2 separate regions of the Mus musculus genome follow, and region 2 is linked to region 1. Evidence: chromatin loops called from intact Hi-C (ENCODE). Cell type or tissue: heart. All regions are shown on one strand. Each heading gives the region's core, and the rest is flanking DNA. Links, peaks and the distances in the headings are about the cores only.

Region 1 (10,168 bases), core at 1,414-9,413:
CACACTTCTGTGGCAAACTGATTTTCAACAAGTATGACTAAGTAATTTGAAGGAAGAAGAAAATTGTTTTTCAACAAAGGTTTCTAAAATCATAGAGCTTCTATGGAAGAAAATAAAGGTCCACCATATGTCACACCATATATAATATTTATGTCAACATGAATTATAGAGATGAAATTAAGAAATAAAGCCATGTAATTTTGAGGAAAAAAATAATAAAGAGACTCCTTGTACCCTTGGCAGAGCAAGGTTTTCTTGATATGGCACACATACAAATAAAAAATTATCTAATAAAAATGTTAAAATTGATTTCATCCAAATTAATAAAGAAAAAATTTCTCAAATAAAGAAGTCCCATACTGATTAGAAATTTACAAAGCTGGTGTTTATATATTGTGTGTATATATTCAATTTTACAATGAATCCATTGAAGAGCAAATTACTTGAATGGATTCTTCATCAAAGACAGTAAACAACCAAATGAGCTCATGAAAAGATAGTGAGTATTTCTCCAAAATACAAGTGGAATATTTAAACCAGAATTAAACACTCCCACACGCCCAGAAGAGCAGCCGGAATGGAAAGAAGAGCAGTTTTGTGCTGGCAAGGTTATGAAGTGGCATTATCACAGACTCACATAACTGCTTTGAAAAGCACTTGGTGGTTTTTAACACAATTAAGCATACTGTTAACACTCAACCCAGCCTTCCCAATATTGAGCAGTAATTACAGAATATGAAAACATGCCTATCAAAAGACTTGCACACAAATACTCATATCTACTTAATCATCATCACTACAGTCCGGAAACAGAGCAGGGGCATGTGGATAGTTAGTAGATAAACATATTGTGGGCCATCAACTTCAGAAGCTGTACTCAGCTGTGTAGAAGGCATTGAATCAGTGACATGATAAATCCTAAATGCATTCTGTGAAGCTAAAGGGGCCTGATATAGAAACTATTGATTCTGCAATTCCATTGAAATAAAATGCTGGAAGCTACAGCAACAGCTACTAATTTTGTGGTTGTTTTGGCTTGGGTATGGACTGGACTGGTAGCAAAGGAATAAAAGAGGCCTTTATAGGAAAGGATTAAAAGATTCCATTGTGTAATGGAATAATGGTAGATATTAGTCATTTTTATTATAATGGTCTCCCTTCCTTCCTTCCTTCCTTCCTTCCTTCCTTCCATTTTTTCTTTTCTTTCTCTTTCTTTCTTCCTACTTTTCTATCATCTATGTATCTACCTACCTACTATCCAGCAATCCATAGATAGTTCTACCAATATTTTGATGATGATTTTTGATATATAAAATATGCCTTAATGAAGCCAATAATACAAAGCAAATATTTGAACCTCATGTGCTTATTCATGCCTGTAGCACAAACACTCTAGAAGCAAAGACAGGAGAGCTGTGAGTTCAAGGCCAGTCTAGGTCACATAGTCACAGGACAGCCTCTCATTTTATAGTGATACCTTGTCCCAAAAATGTGGGAGCAGGTTGTAGGGGATAAGGTAGCAGAAGGCAAGACTGAAGAAAATTCCAGAAAAATAAAAGTCCAGTTTTTCTTTGGAGGAAAATGCTGAGTGAGGTAACAGACCAGTTATCACGGTTTCATTATAAGAAATCCAAATGTCACTTAGAGGAGACTCCTCTAAATACCTACTTGTGCATTTTGCTTCAGACTAAGATTTTTATTTTCTTTTCCTTTTTAATGTAAACTATTCATTTCTCCTGTACTTCAAAAGATCTTTAGTGAACATTTTTTAAATATGAAAAATGCAATCAAATATTGGTCATTTCATTGTGTCATTCCTGTGAGTAGATAATGCTGTGTGTCTGAAGTCAAACATATGTAGGCCTTTCCTCTTCCTCTTCCTCTTCCATATTTAGTCAGCACTTTCCCCTTGCCTCTGGGACTGAACGCCCTGAGTCTCCAGCCCGGCCACCACCATAGTAAATTTAGACAGGAACCTAGGGAACCAAGGGCAGTGTGAGCCTTCCTCTTAGTTGACCTTAACAGTGGCCTAGGTCTAAAAGCCATCTAGCTATAAAGGGCTGATAAGACAGGAGACATTGCAGACTCAAGATATTTTTAATTATCAGATTTTTGGAAAACCAGAAGTGAGGGAGATCTCTCCCAACCAGCCTCATTAGCTTGCCTTGCATGTCCTGATGGCTTCATTACCAACACAGTCACATAGAAGTATTTAAAAGTTTGCTGCTGTTGGGAAAATCTTTAGCCCCCAGCTTTTATGGCTTTTCCATCTTCTGTAACTGTCATCTCCAGCATTTGCAGCCCTCCTGAAGAGAGAGGAGAAAATATGTGGTGTACATAATCTATGATGGCTGAACCCTCTCTCCATCACTCATAGGTATGAAGGAGAATGAGAGTATGAGTTATCCTCACCTCTTCATTCACAGAGATAAAAACATAGAAATGTCAGCCCAGCACTTAAGCAAGACATACATGCTAAGCAAGGTGGAGAACAGTAAATTGCCCCAGGATCTTCTTTTACTCTTTCAACAATAAAATGCTAAGCTTGAAGGAGGCAACATAAGTTGAAATAGAACTACTTTTTTTTTTTTTTACCAAATTACTCTTTATATTGGTTGGTATATACAAAATGTTTGACATTGTTGGAGTGTCCAATAACCATGGGGACCACAGAGAAGAGCCGAATGTATATGCAATGGGTAGCTTCATGGCATCTATCTAGTTCAAGGATGTTTATGGTGTAAGATTGCAAACCATCCAAGAAACAATTCTACAAATTATATGACTTTGAGTCTGTCCTTCACCTTAATTTACTCAGTACCGAGGCAGGTTTTACAGTCCTACCCATGTTATTGTCTATGCACTCTGCCTTTTCTTGGGTCAGAGCTTACTGTCACCTGTGTGGGTATCTGTAAACCACACCAAATGCAAACGATTTCAGTGAAGAGAAGGCTTCTCTCATCAAAGTTCACCTTTACTAACTTGGAGTCTCATAGGAGTTTGTGATGCTACCATATTAAAATTCCCATGTTAGAGCAATCCCACAATATTTATTGCTTGGCATATTCTTCTCTAACTTTTCACAGAATAATCTTATAATATTCTGAAGCTAAATTAAGTCTCTTGTATGCATCAGCCCTCTCACAGGTTATTCTTGCAAAGCAGCACAGGATACTATATGAGGCTAGCTGCTTGTGTGGACTCTTGTTCATGGTGAGGCCATCTTTCATACTTATGGAGTGTTGGATCCATACAGGAACCTTAAAGACTGTTAAGATGATTAAAAGCTGCATTTAGTAGTTGCTCTAGTAGCATCTTGACAAACATTTTCATTTTATATCTCTCAAGCAAGCCCATAAAACAGCATGATCTAAAAATTCTTAACAAATATATTAATAAAAAATTTAAAGATGCACCGATTGCTGGTGCTGTTTTGAGTTAATTACACAGTGCTGTTGCCTCGTGTACACCTTAATTAGATTAAATATTGATCAGCACACTTGCCATTGATATTTAATTAGCACACAACAACTGTCTTGTTATATCTGGATGTAGCTTTAAATTAACTTAAAAGTCTAACCTGAAATGAAAAGTAATGGAATGATATAGAATATATAAAAAGGGTTGGGAAACTCAGCTCAAGAATTAAAGAAGTGGAAAAATGAAGGTTCATCTATTTTAAGGTCTTAGGGCAGTGGTTCTCAACCTGTTGGTGAAGACTCACGGAGACCATCTGCATATCAGATACTTACATCACGAATCACAATGGTAGCAAACTTACAGTTATGAAGTAACGACAGAAATAATGGTATGGTTGAGGGGTCACCAAAGCATGAGGAACTGTATGATGAGGAAGCGTGAGAGCTACCGGTGTAAAGTAATTAGAGAAAGAATAACAAACCACGGTAATTTCCACATGTAGTCTTTTGCTTGTAATTCTGCTGTGCTATGTTCATCTATCACTCTGTATTAAGGACAGCATTATGAAATATTGCACTATTCCCAAGGAGTATTGTCTTTGTTTATTTCCGAAAGAACTGGGGTTTTAAACGGCATCATGGCGTTCCTAGCCTGTGATTAAGGCTGTTTATTTTCTGGCTGATGAGCTGAGGCCCATTTCACTGGGGAGATGCTGTAATTTTCCCATGATCTGGAAAATAATTCATAGCACTTTTATGTTGTCATTAACTGTCACATCTCTTGAGTTAAATATGAGTCCTGTCATTGGGAAGTCAGAAAGTGGCTCCTAAATTTCTCAATTTCATTAGCAATTGATTCAAATCATTTCCTGAAAATCGTCTGAATTGACATGAATTGCAGTGGTCCCTCAGCTCCGTGATTAATTAACCAAGCCATCAGGCTCACATTAACCTATTTATCAATCTTACGATTTCCTGCTTTTCAGAAAAAAATTAAAAAGCACTCTCATGATATTTTATGAGTTTTGAGAAAAATTAAAATGGGGCTAGGAAAAAATAAAAAGGCGATCTGTCCTTCTTAATCCAGAAGCGCCATGTTACTAAATCCTATAAGCCCAGATGGGGCACAAAGAGGCAGAGTCAATTCATTTTTGCAAGTCCTAACTCCTTTAGGAAGCTGAGCTGATAAATGAATAAAGTAATCTATTGCTTTTCTAGTACCTTAAAAATTGCGTTAGTTCGCACACACAAAAATACACACACACACAAACAAACACACACATTATGTTTTGTTACTGTTAGCATCCATTACCCAAGTTTAAAAGTTATCTATTGACTTCAATTAAGAAACAAGCTTATGGGGCTCAGGAATGGCTCAATTAAGTGCTGGCTATGCAAGCAAGAGGACCTGAGTTCCGATCCCCATAACTTACTTTAAAAAGTAAGAAATTAAAGCAGAGTATGGTGGCTGAGAGGAGGCAGCAGAGGGGTCCCTGGGGATTGCTAGCTACATCAGTAAACTCCAGGTTGAGAAAGTCTGACTCAGATGATGGAGATGGAGTTTGGATGACACCTGCTGTCAATCTCTGACTGCACATGTACATACACCTATACGCATGTGTCCACACATACACACATGCACAAACTTATTTGTAGGACTTCAGAGGCTCAAAAGAAAAATTACAATTGGCATCCTGGGGGCCACATAGATTACTGTCTTGCTATTTGCATTTGAAATACTATTTTCAATTAAAGACCATGTTGTGTGGACCTCTTTTGAGCTATTATTTATAACAAGGACCCCCAGTCAATTGCTTCAACCAGGAATGCCAGTATCAAGGCCTTCCAAGCTTGGGCCACACCGAAAGCCATTTGTTAGCTGAGAAAAGAACCAGCAAAGCGCCAAGCTGTTTACTTCTCTGAGTTCTCTCAGACATTGCTAGATTCAATTAATAATTGGTTCTTTTCCAAATAAATGAGTAGCCAACTGAACTCAGCCCCCTCTCTATGCAAAAAAAAAAAAAAAAAAAAAAAATCGCTCTGTGTATAACTACAAAATGAACTATTCATTCATCACAAATTCCCCTGTTATTATTTGCAGCAAGCTGGGGTTTCTCTTTTAAAACTGACTGCCAGGCCTCCTCTGGTGATGGATAACAGTTTGTGCCACACAGAAGCAGCCACACATGAGGGATTAGAGGAGACCCAGGATTTGGTAAATCTCTTCCCTCCACTCTCTGCCTGTGGTGTCCTGAGAGGAACAAGAGTCTGAGGACCTGGGGTCCTAACTGACCTCATCATTTTCATAGCTTCCTCTGGTCAGCCATCGGGCTCAGGGAGATGAAGAGAATTGAACTGTTTTCTCTGAGGCTTCTCATTTTCAGAGAAATGTGTGGCTGGTTTTCCTCACACTGTACTGTACAGATGAAGCCTTGTCTAGGCTGAGAGAGGACCACAGAGAAGTCACCCCAAGAGTAGTTTCCTGAGAACCTGTGTGAAGTTCTCCCTCTCCTTGAATAGCCACAGAAGGACTCCTTAGTGAGGAGAACAAGAGTCTGGTCCTTGAAGTCACTGTAGATCACTGTACCTCTGAGGTGGACCTGCCATGTACCTCTGTGCATAGTAAACACCCCAAGGAAGCCAACTTCCTGGAAACAATAGTGTTTTTCAATTCTTATTCTTAAATTTTTACATTAGTAGGTAATAATTACAGGGCTGGATAGATGGCTCAGTGGTTAAGAGCACTGATTGATCTTCCAAAATCTGACACCCTCATACAGACAGACATATGCAGACAAAACACTAATGCACATAAAATAAAAGTAAAATTGAAAAAATAATTGCATGTATTTTGTGGGATGGTGAGATTTTTTTGAGCATACACATGAATAAATAATTCAAACTCAGTAACGTATCCATCACCTCATATACAAAAGAACCTAAAAACAAGTTCTATGAGGGCTAGGTTGGTGGCATAGTGTGTAAAGCATCAGCTGTGCAAGTATGAAGACTTGTGTTTGAATGCCCAGTATCCATAGCATGTGCTTGTAGCCATACAGATGGGGACAGGGACGGGCAGAATCCAGGGACTTGCTGGTCAGCCAGTATTGCCAAACCAGGGATCTTTAGCTACAGTCCAAGATCCTGTCTCAAAAATACTACAGAGATCCATATAGAAAAACACTTGACATTGACCTCTGGTGTCCATACACACAGGCATGGATGAATATACTGGCATACATAAGTGTGCATAGTCTCCAAAGAAGTTCTCTCACATCGTGCATATGAGAATCAGGGGACATTCTTAAGCTCACTTCATAATCTGAAACTTATGTTCTATTATGGGATTCCTCCCCCTGCGCGCGCACACACACACACACACACACACACACTTATTTTTCACTTCCCTTGTCACCTTATGCACAGCAAAACTGTATCTTTTTTTTTTTAACTTAAAGAGTTCGTTTTGTATGACCATTTAAACCCTGACAGGACTCACCGTCATCACCTTATTTCAATGCCTCCTCTCTCTCTCTCTCTCTCTCTCTCTCTCTCTCTCTCTCTCTCTCTCCAGCTCTCACTCTAGTGCTCTCTCTTTTCCATATAACTTCAAGTAACAGAGAAGCCCAGGTCTCCCTGAACCTCTCTGCTGTGCTTGCAGTCATCATTTTAATCTGTATAGTGCTAGAGTCTCACCCTGTGGAAAGACAAAGTCTTATCCCGAGGAAAAATAACCACAGGAGAGATGCATTATAAGTACCAAAAATGAACGACCTAAGTCTGTGCTACAGCTTTGGCACATTGCCGAGAGATACCTCCAATTATATTACTAAAGAGAAAGAAAGATCCCTTTCCCATAGATTATCTCCTATCCCCACTCTTTTGCTATAAAGCATCGTTATCCCCAGCCCTTTCTTGAATCTGCCAGGCTTTCAAGATCCTGGGCTAGCACCGTGAGGATGGAAAGGGATTGCATTTGCAAATGTCAGCCCCCATCATCCATCTCCCCTCATTCCAACAATACACATTCGAGGTTCAGCAATCACAGTTATATATTTTTCCTTAATGTTGTTGTAAGGTAATGGTTCTCTTATCTGAAATTCATCAGCCTGCTATAAATTTAAACTCCATTACTGCCAATAGAGAGAAGCTAAGCAGCAAACCACTTTCAATAAATTTGCACTTATGCAATTGAACTGTTATGGCCTCCTAGGAGAAGGTGAAACTCGTCCTGAGATATTTAAGTTAGTCTGAGTCACTGCTTCCTCTGGTGTTAAATTGGATCCACCGAGAGATGCTGGGCAGCACTTGTCAGTCCTGAGTTATAAGGAGAAATTTCAACTCCCCCAGCACCTCCCCACCCCCATTCTGTCTCCAGCATTCCTTATTAGATGGCATAATGACAAGGAACCACTGCATTGCTCTGTGACTTGGCACAACTAAATCCTACAAATGGAAACCCTGATGGATGGATACTTTTATGAATGATGTTAATGAGGATCAGAGCAGCCCACACTCTGGGGATCCCTCATGTCCATTTATAAAGCTGTAAGTGAGGGCATGTATACACTCAAAGCCAAAGAATAATCACTAACATGTACATGGGATGTCATCCATGCGGCAAGAATACGGCTTTTGGGTGTGCAGCTATCCTGGCTACATTTGCTTACCTTCTTTTATTTCTGATGGGGAAAATGAAGTTCTGGGAGTAAAATGTCAGGGTGTGTGGCAACTATGCCTTGGTATCAGTCCTCCTGGCCTGTGGTTTTGGTAAGTGAAAACACATCTAATTCAGTAGCCTTCAGAAGAGAGCTAAGAAGATTGGTTGTTGAAACAGAGTTCCTTAATGTCAGGGGATGGCTGTCGGCAAAATGCTTGCCTTGCAAGTATGAGGGCCCAAGTTTGGTTCCCAGAATTGTTTCTTTGTTTGCTCATTTGTTTTAATAAACAAGCTCCAGGTGTGGTGTCATATACACTTGCACCGGCGTTAGGGAGTAAGGATTAGGGAGATAAGAGTTTCCTGGAGCTAACTGACCATCAAGCCTTGCTTATTTGGCAAGATCTGAGTTGGTAAGAAAGCCTATCTCAGAGAATAAAAGAAAACAAAACAATAAAACAGCAAGGTGTCTGAGAAACAATAGCCAAGGTTGTCCTCTGGCCTCCACATTCACATACATACCTGGTCATATACCTGCACATTCACCTGTACAGACACATGAATCTATGTATTAACACATACATAGGCACCCCAACATACACAGAGAGAGAGAGAGAGAGAGAGAGAGAGAGAGAGAGAACCTTTAATTGAGCTGAAAGGAGAGAATGGGGAATGAGCTATAGCTATGGATAGTCACTGCTGGAGTCTCAGCTGGAGTCTCTAGAGGCCACTCATCTTAGGCATTCCAGCTTGGAAGCGAAGGGAGCTGGCCAATTAGACTTGATGGTTTGCAAGCTGGGGACAGGGTGAGCGACCAACAACTAAGCTATTAAGGAGAAGGTTTGGAGATGCAGAAATTTAAGATGAGGTCTGTTTATGGTTGAGAAAATTCTCACATCTCTCTATATACTTGGCATGGGAACTTTATCTCCCTGGGCATAATGAGCATGCTACAGGTTTCAGGAGTTTAGTTGTCACATATAAGCACATGAACACATGCACACATGCACACACATTTGCCTCTCCAAGCTGTATTTTTGCCCTTCAGCCTTGATACCCATGCTAAGGCCAGAACTAGCATTGCCTACCAGTCACAAGAACTCAACAGCGTTTGTAGTTAATTGGATGATATACATTATTCATGAGCCTCAAATCTATGATGCTTTTGGCATTTGTTGTTGGGGTGTGTGTACGAAATAAGGCCTTAGTTTTCTTGGTACAAAACATTCCTTATTTAAACTGCATTTTACAATTCACTTTTCAAAGTGAGAAAATTAGAAATGCTTTTAAGCGAAGTTAGGGACTACAAAGTAGACAGGAAACAAGCAGCAGAGACCATATGGACGAAGCAGTAAGGGGTGAGAGTTTCCACGCTCTGGGTATAGCTGTGAAAGATGAGGCCTATAAAAGAAACAAGCATGTTGATAATGACAAATAATTTTATACATATATAATTCTATATTCATATTATTTCTACTATATATATATGAATACAGGTTATATTGATCAATACTTTATAAATCTATACATCTATCTCCTCAAAAATTTATTTCAAATCACTGAGTTTAGGGATTTTTTCACCCCATCTCATACTTATATATTCTAAAAGGCATCACTGAAGGATAAAAGAAACTGACTTTGGTGCTTATATGATGTCCATTTTCTTTTCATTTAGTATAAACATATCAGACTCATTTGCAGACTTCATGTTGAACTCCACACTTTCCTATCCACCATGTATTTAGATTTCTCAGATGAAGGTTATGTAAAGAAATCACTTTCTTTAAGAAGTGAGGAAGTTAAGGCATAAGGACAACTCGAGCCCCCTCTGTTTCAGTGGGAGAGAGATCAAGAAGTTGGGATTTAGTGTATGTACTACTCTGACGGTATCATCACTCATTGCTGGGGAGACACATTTGTTTTGAACTGAAACAAGCATGAGCCCAAACACCATCAAGTCTGGGATCATGGGTAAGTTTCTTGGTTGTTACGTTTCAATTCTTTATTGGGCACAAGCTCCTGCTGCTAAGTCTGATGAGCTGATTTCTTTATCCAGGACCCACGTGGTTAAAGAAATATCTGGCACTCACAA
Region 2 (10,168 bases), core at 787-8,786, 330 kb before region 1:
CATGGCCGAGTTGACGTCACGGGAAAGGCAGAGTACATGCAGTGGTAAAATACCCTTGGCACATGCGCAGATTATTTGTTTACCACTTAGAACACAGGATGTCAGCGCCATCTTGTGACGGCGAATGTGGGGGCGGCTCCCAACAGATTTTGATTCATTTTGTATCACAAAGTTCATTAATCTCAGTGTGACCTGGTCCAGTCAATGCTTTAAATTGGGACACTTCTTAGCTACCTAGCAAATGTTGCAAGGAAAAGATAAAAATGGCTGTTGGCTCCTGGCTGTGCCCTCAACCAGAAGCAAGGTAGCAGTCAGCAAGAGGGCAGAATTTGTGCTTTCTTGTGCAAAGTGGCTGGCATTTTCAAGGTTCACCAGGACATGTTCTATTTTCTGTAAGGGCAGAGATGAACCCTTGGCAGCTTTGGCTTTACTGATATAATTTTCGAAATCAGACTCTCTCCCAGCACCTAGGGGTCCTGGGAAAGGTCACTGATCAGTCAGACTATCGCTTGCCTATTGATGAATCACTCTGTCCACCCATATCAATGACTGGAGTTCAGTGTTAGTCAGACTGTGCCAAAATTCCTGAGAAAACAACATAAGCAAGGAAAATTATTTGAGCTCAGAGTTTCAGAGGTTTCTGACCCATGGTTGGCTAGCCTTGTTGCTCCTGCCTGGTGGCAAAGTGGAGTGTCCTGAGAAAGCAAAGTTGGTCACCTCATAGCTACCTAGAGAGAGGGAAAATAAGTAGAAAATGGGAGAAGACATCAGAGACAAGATGTAGCCACCAGGAATACATGGCTTCTAATATTTCTAACCTACTTCCTCCATCTAAGCCCCATTTCCTAAAGTTTTCAGACTCTCCCAAAATAGTATCACCAGGTGAGGAACAAGTCCTCTTAACCTATGAGCCCTTGGGAAACATGTCCTCCTGTGGTGGTTTGAATAAGAATGGATTCTAGAGGCTCATGTATTTGAATACTTGTTTCTAGTTTGGTAGAACTGTTTGGGAGGGATTGAGAGGTGGGGCCTTGTTGAAGGAGGTGTGTTACTTTGAAGTGTCAAAGGCCACACCAGTCCCTTCCCCTTGCCTAGTGATAAGGATGGATCCTCCCAGCTTTTGCTCTAGGGCCATACCTGCATATCTGCTGCCATGCTCCCAGACATAATGGCTATGGACTTGCCCCAATAAATGCTTTTTTTCTATCAATTGCTTTAGTCCTGGTATCTTATGATAGCAACAGAAAAGTAACTAAGACATATACCAAACCAGAACAGCCACGGAGAATTCATGTATGGGAATTCACAAGTTTCCATAAAAACACAGAAATGACACTTACAAAAAGAGGGGGCAGGTTTTCATGATCGGATCACAATCTCTCCTTCAAAGCAAGGAGCTAGACTCTGCATGGTCAGTGCCACTCTAACTACTGATAATTTCATGTTTGATTCAAGCCTTTGGGCTTGGCCAGGAAGGCTGCAGATAGCCATCTCCAATGACTCTTTTTGCCACAAATACTCAATGTCTTCTGCTGGCAACCCCTCCCTCCTTTGAAGCAGTCATCTTCCAGATGTCAAAGTCCACATCCCAGCGGACAGAGAACACCCATCATTGGGGTTAATCTTGCAGGTTTTCTACATAGCTTTCAGATATTAACTTGGTCATAGGGTTCAGCTTGGAAGTCCACTTCCTCGTGCGAACAATCTGTGATGTTGCTGATGTCATACAATTAATCAGATTTCCACAACAAACCTGGTCTGTCTCAGCAGTGGTGATTAAATGTTCTGCACTCAGCAAGAGCTCCCTTAAGCACCATTAATGTCCCAGTGACAATCATTTAGAGATTAATAATCACCATATTTAGGCCATTTCCCCAAAGCACCAAGAGACGTCAGTAGATTTAATATCTTGAAAAGACTCTGCATGGTTTTTGATGGTGCAGTGCTTTCGCAGGCCCTGAGGATCTGGGAGTCTGTAAGTGACTCAATTAGGTGTTGAATTCTCCCCTGGAAATAGAGAGCAGCACATGCCTCTCCTCTCTCTGCCATAGGCTACCTGCTCTCCCTACTACTTGCTTCTCTTCAATATCAGATCACGTCTTAGGGGGCTCGAAAGGGAGAGACAGGGGAATGGGCTGCTCTGCTTTGATTTTCCATTGAGAAATTTGCCTGGAGCAAGGTTTAGTGGTAACATAGCTGATGAGACAGGGTAAGCCTCAAACTTCTGTTTTTTCAGTTGGCAATTCCATTCTCTGTCAGAGAACTTCGCTTGATATGAGGTGAAGCACAGAGTGACTCATTGAGATGTCTGGAAAAGGCTTGAAGGTCAGGAGTTAGCACAAGCAGCCTTGTGCTTGGGAGTGCTAGCTTCATACCACAGCATCCAGAGCCCTGGAGCTAACCGTATCAGGTCACAAAGTGGGCGGATATGGCCAATTCGTATGTTCTCTGAGAACATTCTAGATGTGAGCCATTTCAATTGTGTCTAGGCAAGTGGCAGAGTGACTGGGTCCCAGAGGGAGTGACAGACTTTTGGCATATCTGCACTCAGGCTGTCAGCTTCCCTCCTTAAGATTCTGCTCCTCTCTTCATCTCTTTTGGGTTTGTTCTCTGGAGGTCTTCTCAAGGATTGTATCTGAGATGGATTAGAACTCTCTTCCACAAAGTTCCTGAAAACTCTGGCAGGCTTCTCTGTTGGCTGATGTTGATGTTGGCTGAATTCCACTGGATTATTTAGTAAAGGAAGTCCTTGGTGGACACCTTGGTCTCCCATGTCAGTAGCTGTGGGGAGATTGGTCGTTAGGAAGTGATGATGGGCAAACTACAGGGTAAGGGAAAAGAGGATCCCTGAGGCTTCCTATAGTGTGTTCCCAAGCTACTTAGATGAGGCCTGCCACTTGTAGCTGTGATTCCCAGGCAAGCTATCTACACCCCCTAATGCTCGGTTTCCTCAATAGTGAGTGACAGTGGTGTTCTCACCTACCACCTGCATTAGCAGAAAGAGTGAAGAGGGGGAGGACGCAAGCAAATACTTAGTACATCAAAAAGCCCCAGCAGTCCTCAGGGACCACAAATGGTGGGTGATCCTGGCGAGGACCAAGATGCCCAGGATGGACAGTCTGCTGTTTTGCTGGCATATGGTTTCCAACCCCGAGGATGTCATCCCACACACCTCAAAAGGCTAGTTTCACCCACAACTTTGGAAGTGTTTACTCATTCTTGTCCTGAACTGTCAGAATCAATGCCAGGCAAACCGGGAACTTGGATTCCTCTCTTCAGTTATATAAATACAAGCAGAGAAAGCTCCATTCCTCATGCTCCACCCAGGAAACATGATCGCAGCCTTTGTTAGGAGGCCTCCCTTACGAATTCCCCAGGCTGAGCAACAACAGCCTCCATCCTGCCCTTTTAGCGGTATGCTCAGGATCCAAAAGCTAGCAGCCATCAATGCCACTGACATGACACTGTGGCTGTGCAGTAATAGATCTGAAAGTGGCTGAAATGGCCACATTTCCATCTCCAACTGTGGGGCCTACTGAACTAAACTTGTCAGTTTCCCAGTTCCCCCAGATGATCTTGAAGGATCCTATGAGAAATTAGTCAGTATACATCAAACATCAGCATGATGGTGTGTGGGTGCACTGCGTACATACTGTGAAAGTCTCAGATGTCACCATTGTTAACCTTCTAAGCCATTAGAAAGTAGATAATATATTACCCAAGAGAAAGAAATAGGCAGAAAGAGGGCAGTGTTACCATAGATGGATTACCCAAAGAGAAGGATTAGCTTCTGCGGGGGTTGTGTCTTAGGGTTTCTGTTGCTGTGAAGAGATATTCTGACGGCAGTAACCCTTATAGAGGAAAACATTTAATTGGGGCTGCCTTAAAGTTCAGACGTTCAGTCCATTATCATCATGGTGGGAAGCATGGCAGCCTGCGGGCAGATGTGGTGCTGGTGAATGGGCTGAGAGTTGTACGTCTTGATCCACAGGCAGTAGAAGTGACTGTGTACCACACTGGGCATAGCTGGAGCATATGAGATCTCAAAGCTCACCCCTACAGCGGCACACTTTCTCCAACAAAACCACACCCACTTCAACAAGGCCACACCTCCTAATAGTGCTTCCTCTGGGCCAAGCATTCAAACACATGAATGTATGGGGGCCATACCTATTCAAAGCACCACAGGCTGCATAGGGCCGGGAATGGGAGAACAGGAGGTGGGAGACAGAGTTCTTTTCTGCAAGATGAACGTGATGGAAACACCATTAAATATAACTTCAGGACAACTGGCATTTAAATTGGGATTGTATGCTAGATCGCATTGCTGAATTCAGTTCGTTTTCTGATATACAGATGTGTCCAGATTCTACTGCATGGTGTCTGCTCTTCGGAGCAGAATGCCGCGGTGATTAGAGGTTGGGCGGTGATGTCCACAACACAATGGCTCAAACAAAACAAATACAACCAGAAAGAATTATCACACTGAAGAAAATAAGACATACTTGCAGAGATGATGAAGTCATGGGGAAATGTCAATTTAGGTGAAGGATACACAAATTTTATTTACTCTTCTCTCTGGTTTCTTTTTAATATATATTTGAAGGGTTTTGTTTTAGACAAGTTAAGTTTTAGCAACGTTTGAGGGGTTAATGTAGGGTCTGGCTGTGATTTTCCTACAGACTCTGTTGAGAGCCTCATTCCTGACCAATGTTTCTCCCCTGAGTCAAATTTCCTTATGATGACAGCAGCCTGCTTCTGCCCCAGAAGGGAGACTGTGACACCATCGGGCAGTTCCATACGGGTCTTCTCTCTGTAACTTTGGGACTCTTCTTGTCTCCTTTGTACAGTAACTCCATCAAGCTGGTGAATCTGCTCTCCATATTTATCAGCACGTGGCTGACTGCAGCTGGATTCATCCACTTGGTAAGTAGCTGGCATGGAGCAGGCCCTTGCTAGGCCGTTTTATTACTTAACATTTGTTTTCTTGGAAAGAGACAAGTTTAGCTGTACATACAGGAAAGTGGGACAAGCTACTCAATTTTCAGAATTCCCTACCCTTAACTTCCACCCCTCAAACTGGTTCCAAATAGTGAGTAATGTTCCTAGGACCAACCGACATCTTTCAGCTTCACCTGTATTGCTTCAGGGAGACTTGCCTAGTTTTTCACTCTGTATGCAATAACCTCAGAAGGCCACAAGATGGCAGTGCTTCCACAGCAAACGCCCAGGAAAAGTCTGGCACCTATACTGAAAGTTTGAACTTCAACAGCTCTTTGTAAACAACAAATGCAAATCCTGGGATCTGTCCCTACTTCTCTCGCACAAAAAAGCTGCTTTTGACTGTCTTGCTAGATGACTTCTCAAGTCGTTTCAAAACCCCCAAATGGTTTTGTTTTTGTTTTTTTGTTTTTAAAAACTAATGACTCTTTGAATGCTATTACCAAGTCAAACCTTTCCTACCTCCCCAAGGCAGAGTTCTCTAGCCTGCTTTCAGAGAGAATAGTTACTATGAAATGTACATTTCATCTGCACATAAACTGTTACAATCAGAAGAAGCCCCCACCAGACTATAAAACTTAGCATAAGTGACTTTGTTTCCATCTGCTAAACAAGATAATTGTGGATTTTGCAAGAGTCCTATACATATTTTAATTATGTGTATGCCTGTGTTTTACTGTAGGGATATGTGCACATGTGTGGATGTACCCCTGGAGGGAAGCAGAGGGCTTTAGGCTCTCTAGAAGTGAATGCTGGAAATTGAATTCCAGTCCTTCTGCAAGAACAATGGTTCCTAACCATTGAGCCACGTCTCCAGTCCCTGTGTAACTAGTCAACCTTCACCTTTTATCATTCAGTTCCTTCTGAAGCCAATTGCCAGTTCTGGGCTCAGGTTCCCCAAATCCTGCTGTAGCCCCCACTCTTTGCTCCCTGCTGGGCTTCAGCCAAGCTCACAGAACTGAGCATCTGCGCAGACCTCAGGAACTCTGCAGCACAAGCAGAAACTATTGGCTCAAGGGCCATTTTGAAGACGTCTGCAGCCATTTCTCTGATGGTGTGTGTGTGTGTGTGTGTGTGTGTGTGTGTGTGTGTGCATGTGTCTGCAGTTTCCAAGAGGTCACTTCTCTTGTTTCGGAGGAAATTTCCAAACCTCGGAGCTCAGAATTGCTGGTGGGCTCTGGTGAAGAAAGACAAGCAGTCCCAGAAGCAGAGATGATGCTTTGGATTCAGGCTGTAGATGTGTCCCAAAGATGTTGGGTCTGGTGTTCTTAGTTACACGAATGAAAGGAAAGTCTAGAGTCTCAGCAGGAATCCCCAAGGGACTGGCAGAAGGAAGCATCTAGCACCTGCCTTAAAGAGATGCTGTAAAGTGTATCAAGCATCAGCGATGCGTAGGAAAGCACACCAGCGCTGCTCCTCCTCATCCCTGTCCTGATACCCCCTGGGGTTTCTGGTGAATCATGCCTTAGTGACTAGCAATGAGAATCATCTATTCTGTACTGCGAATATGAAGCGTATGTAAAAAACAACTTTCAGGAGCTCTGGGCATCCTGGTTTGCATATACTGTACATATGAACATCTGATGGCTTTCTTTTCTCTCCCTCCCCCCTCCCTTGCTGTAGGTGGAGAATTCAGGGGACCCATGGGAAAATTTCCAAAACAACCAGGCACTTACGTACTGGGAATGTGTCTACTTACTCATGGTCACAATGTCTACAGTGGGTTATGGGGACGTTTATGCAAAAACCACACTTGGACGCCTCTTCATGGTCTTCTTCATCCTCGGGGGACTGGTAAAAAAAAGCCCTCTTTCTTATTGTATCTATTTTAATGATTATTAATATTTTCCAATGCCCACTTCCTTAGACATAGTATTTTTAATGTGTTTTGCACTGGAAGCAAGTAACTGCCTTAATGCAACCAGGAGAGCTAAATCCAAATACCATAGTGTCTTTGTTGCATATTTCTTTAGTGTTATGCTTATCCCTTAGAACCAGACATATTGTCCTCACTGGGGACAGCCATGTCACTAGGAGCAAACCTAATCGTTTTAAGGGAGGCATGCCATTAATAAATGAGAGTGTCCTTTAGTAATGGAATTCACTATCAGATATTGTAGCTGCTGTTGATTCTGGTAGATGCTGTCCAGACTCTGTAGATAGATGGCGGTTTCAAGAGCTCCCCTCCCCTTAATGTTCCTCCCCAAACTTCCAACAAACACTGTGGCTGGCACCTGCCCCTAAAGAGCAGGGTCCCTTCACTTAGGAAATGTCATTATAGTCAGGACATAACTGTGTCTAAAGCCCGCTCCATTTCTCTCCTTGGAACAAGTTTCACTGGTTCCTATGTAGCAAGAAATCACTGCATTCAATGTAATTCCAGGGAACAGTTGCTTCATTTTCTCTTTCAAAGTAGCTTATAGCGAAGTCTGATTTTTTTTTTTTCTGTGTATGAGGTAAGTGACTGAGATTCTAGTCCACACACAGCTGTGGCGCATGTGCACTGCACACACATTTATATGAAGTGATGCATACATTTCTCTCTGTTTTGTATGCATAGGACATATACATTTTGAAAAATGTATATAAATGTGTGTGTGGGTGGACATTAGCAGCATCCCTGCAGGGTCCCGTAGTTCAGGAGACCCCATTATCCAGCCACAGAACAGACTTTGTTGGGTAAAACATGGCAGCTCCGTGTCTCCTTGCTATCCATCCTTTCCTCTTGTGTGATTTCCAAAGTTGACCTCTTATGCTTTTTAGTCATTTTTAAATGAAAATGTTTATTTTTAAATCTTCTTTTTAGTGTTTAGTATCTTTAGCTACTCATAAAAAATTCTCCTTTGAGTGTTATGTGGAAGGACTTTTTGACAGAAATGTATACATGTGTGTGTAAGTGTGCATGCGTGTACATGCATGTGTACCTGTGTACACATATGTGTATGTATGTGCACATACGTGTGTGTCCATGCATGTGTGTATCCATGAGTGCCTGTCATGAATGTGTGTGTGTGTGTGTGTGTGTGTGTGAATACTTGGCATCATTCTACAAGATGTCAGCTCATTTACGCTTGTCTCCTTTATATTTTTCTTGACTGTGGTTTATTGTTTTCTACTGTCTAGGTCAACTCACGTATGTTTCATTCTGTGTGGTTTCAGGAGCTTTCCCCTTTGTTCTGTTATTGTTGTATAATCCAACACATGAATCCGCACCTTTGCAGGTCTAATCCTTTTGTGTTTTCAGATCTTAGTATCCCCCTTCTGAAAAGGTCACCCTTTCTTTGGCCTGTCTTTTTAGTCTCTCTCTGTCTCCCCTCTTCTCCTCAGGCCATGTTTGCCAGCTACGTCCCTGAAATCATAGAGTTAATAGGAAACCGCAAGAAATACGGGGGCTCCTATAGCGCGGTTAGTGGAAGAAAGTAAGTATGCCAAGAGGTTTTTGTGGCCTCCGCGGCGTAGGGGCCTCTCTGCATGCCATTTCTGTTTGGCTCTTGTTTCTTTGTCTCATGCATGTAGGCAATGTTTGCCCGCTACGTGCCCGAAATTGCTGCTCTCATCCTGAATCGGAATAAATTCGGCGGGACTTTTAACAAACATGGAGGCAGAAAGTAAGTCAGCTGCACCTGAGGACATGTGCTTGAGTGACTTGGAAAGTCCCTGGAGCAGTGGCATTGAATCAAGCCCTTCTCGCTATCCCCCCTTCCTGCTTTTTTTAATGAGGGAGGGTGTGCATTCTGCAGAAGACTGGTTTCAGAGCATGGGAGGTGATTGGACCATCTTGAGGTCTTGTGACCATTTACAGTGTCCAAGAGATAACAGTAAATATATTCAAAGGTGTCCATGTGCACCTGGAACCATATCTTCTGCTCTCATACCTTATCATATTCACCAAGCTCATTTCACGAGCTGGTGATATGATCAAATTCTGGTCTCTGCAACTGAGGTCTCATGACTTCCTGGTAGGTCTGGCATGCACACTAATGGGCTAGAACTCTTTTCCCACTGTCCTTTGTGTCAGGCACAGGCCAAGGCCTGGCCCATCCTCCCTACTGAAAATGCCAGTGGCTGCCAGGAGACCTTGCTGATAAAGGGTTTCATTACACAGTGGAAATGCCTCCTGGGCAGGAAGTATTGCAGTTAGGGTGTCAGGGTGCCACAGGCAATTAGAGATATGGATTTTTGTTTTATTTCTCAAATGTGAAGGTTTTCCTCTTGGGAACTATTCAAGTTTCTGCTCAGGTAACTTTTTCAGCATCAGTATCATCAGTACCAATATCATCAGCACCAGTATCAGAGCGTGAGTCCAGCAGGGACCAGAAGTCTTATTCTGATGTTCATGCTGGAACCTTGGTCTTCTGATCCTCTAGTAGGGCCATCTCAGTGGAGGAGCTAAGGCAGAAGGATGGGATGGTTGCAACTGTCTTCAAAGGTCACTAAGAACTTGCTCTGAAAGCTCTTGGGGGCCAATCCGCTTTGTTCTTAATTCAGGGTATGATGTGCATAGAATAAAATGGTCAAGCACGCTGTATACCCCTAGGAGGATGTGCACTGATAGACATACCAGGGACCGACATCTGCATCTCTATTAAAATGCAGAAAATGGGCCCTTTCATGCCAGTCCCCTGTCCCCTATCATGGAACTGTTTTATTTTCTTACTTATTCTAACTGACTGTCAAATTATTACCTTAGTTTGGTGTTTAAGAAAACTAGAGCCTGGCTTGTAGGGCCTTCTCCCATGGCTGCCTCTCTGTCATGACAGTTGGCCCTGCTGGATGAAGCCCAGGGAGCCTCACTCTGATTATTGAGTCCAACACATCCTGAGCTCAGGTGTCCAGTCCTCTGTTTAGAAAATGAGGAGGTGGAGAAAGGGCTCATTTCCTTGAACTACCCACAGGACAGCAGTTTCCTTTCATAGACACAAAGGACAGTGGGAAAAGAGGCCAGTTGGCACCTTCTCAGTAAGGCGGCATGTCTTTCCATCTCCCCCTGTAGGCCTTTCCCCTTCCTATTATCTTAACAACCCTGGATTAGGTTAGAACCAAGCTGTTCTGATGTCTGGGCCATCCATTGGTTCCAAAAGGCCAAATAAGCCCAAAGATTTTCCTCCGTCATTTATCTCAAGCCAAGAGGAAAACAGCTTCCTAATTCAGTGTGCCTTTAAGATAT

Evidence for each region. Hi-C counts contacts between places; a loop is a spot of excess contacts. Peaks named below come from ENCODE experiments on the same cell type or tissue, not always from the same donor. Only the 100,000 strongest peaks of a DNase experiment are listed, where the experiment ranks them.
Region 2: a loop joins it to region 1, with 2.3 times the contacts of the local background. A loop is called at or near these places in 2 of 42 quality-filtered maps.

Annotation. Positions count from the first base shown.
Region 1 is chr14:23,194,015-23,204,182 of GRCm38, reverse strand. No RefSeq gene overlaps it. Among named protein-coding and RNA genes, the nearest start is that of Gm10248, 100 kb to the right of the region's middle. In heart, for the core only: a CTCF peak has its summit at 4,994 (motif pointing left); no DNase peak of the experiment used is centred there.
Region 2 is chr14:23,524,977-23,535,144 of GRCm38, reverse strand. It overlaps Kcnma1 (potassium large conductance calcium-activated channel, subfamily M, alpha member 1), which reads left to right. Exons shown (of 28, transcript NM_001253364.1): 7 at 4,851-4,926; 8 at 6,625-6,795; 9 at 8,329-8,420. Among named protein-coding and RNA genes, the nearest start is that of 5430425E15Rik, 20 kb to the right of the region's middle. In heart, for the core only: a CTCF peak has its summit at 5,195 (motif pointing right); no DNase peak of the experiment used is centred there; H3K27me3 peaks cover 458 bases.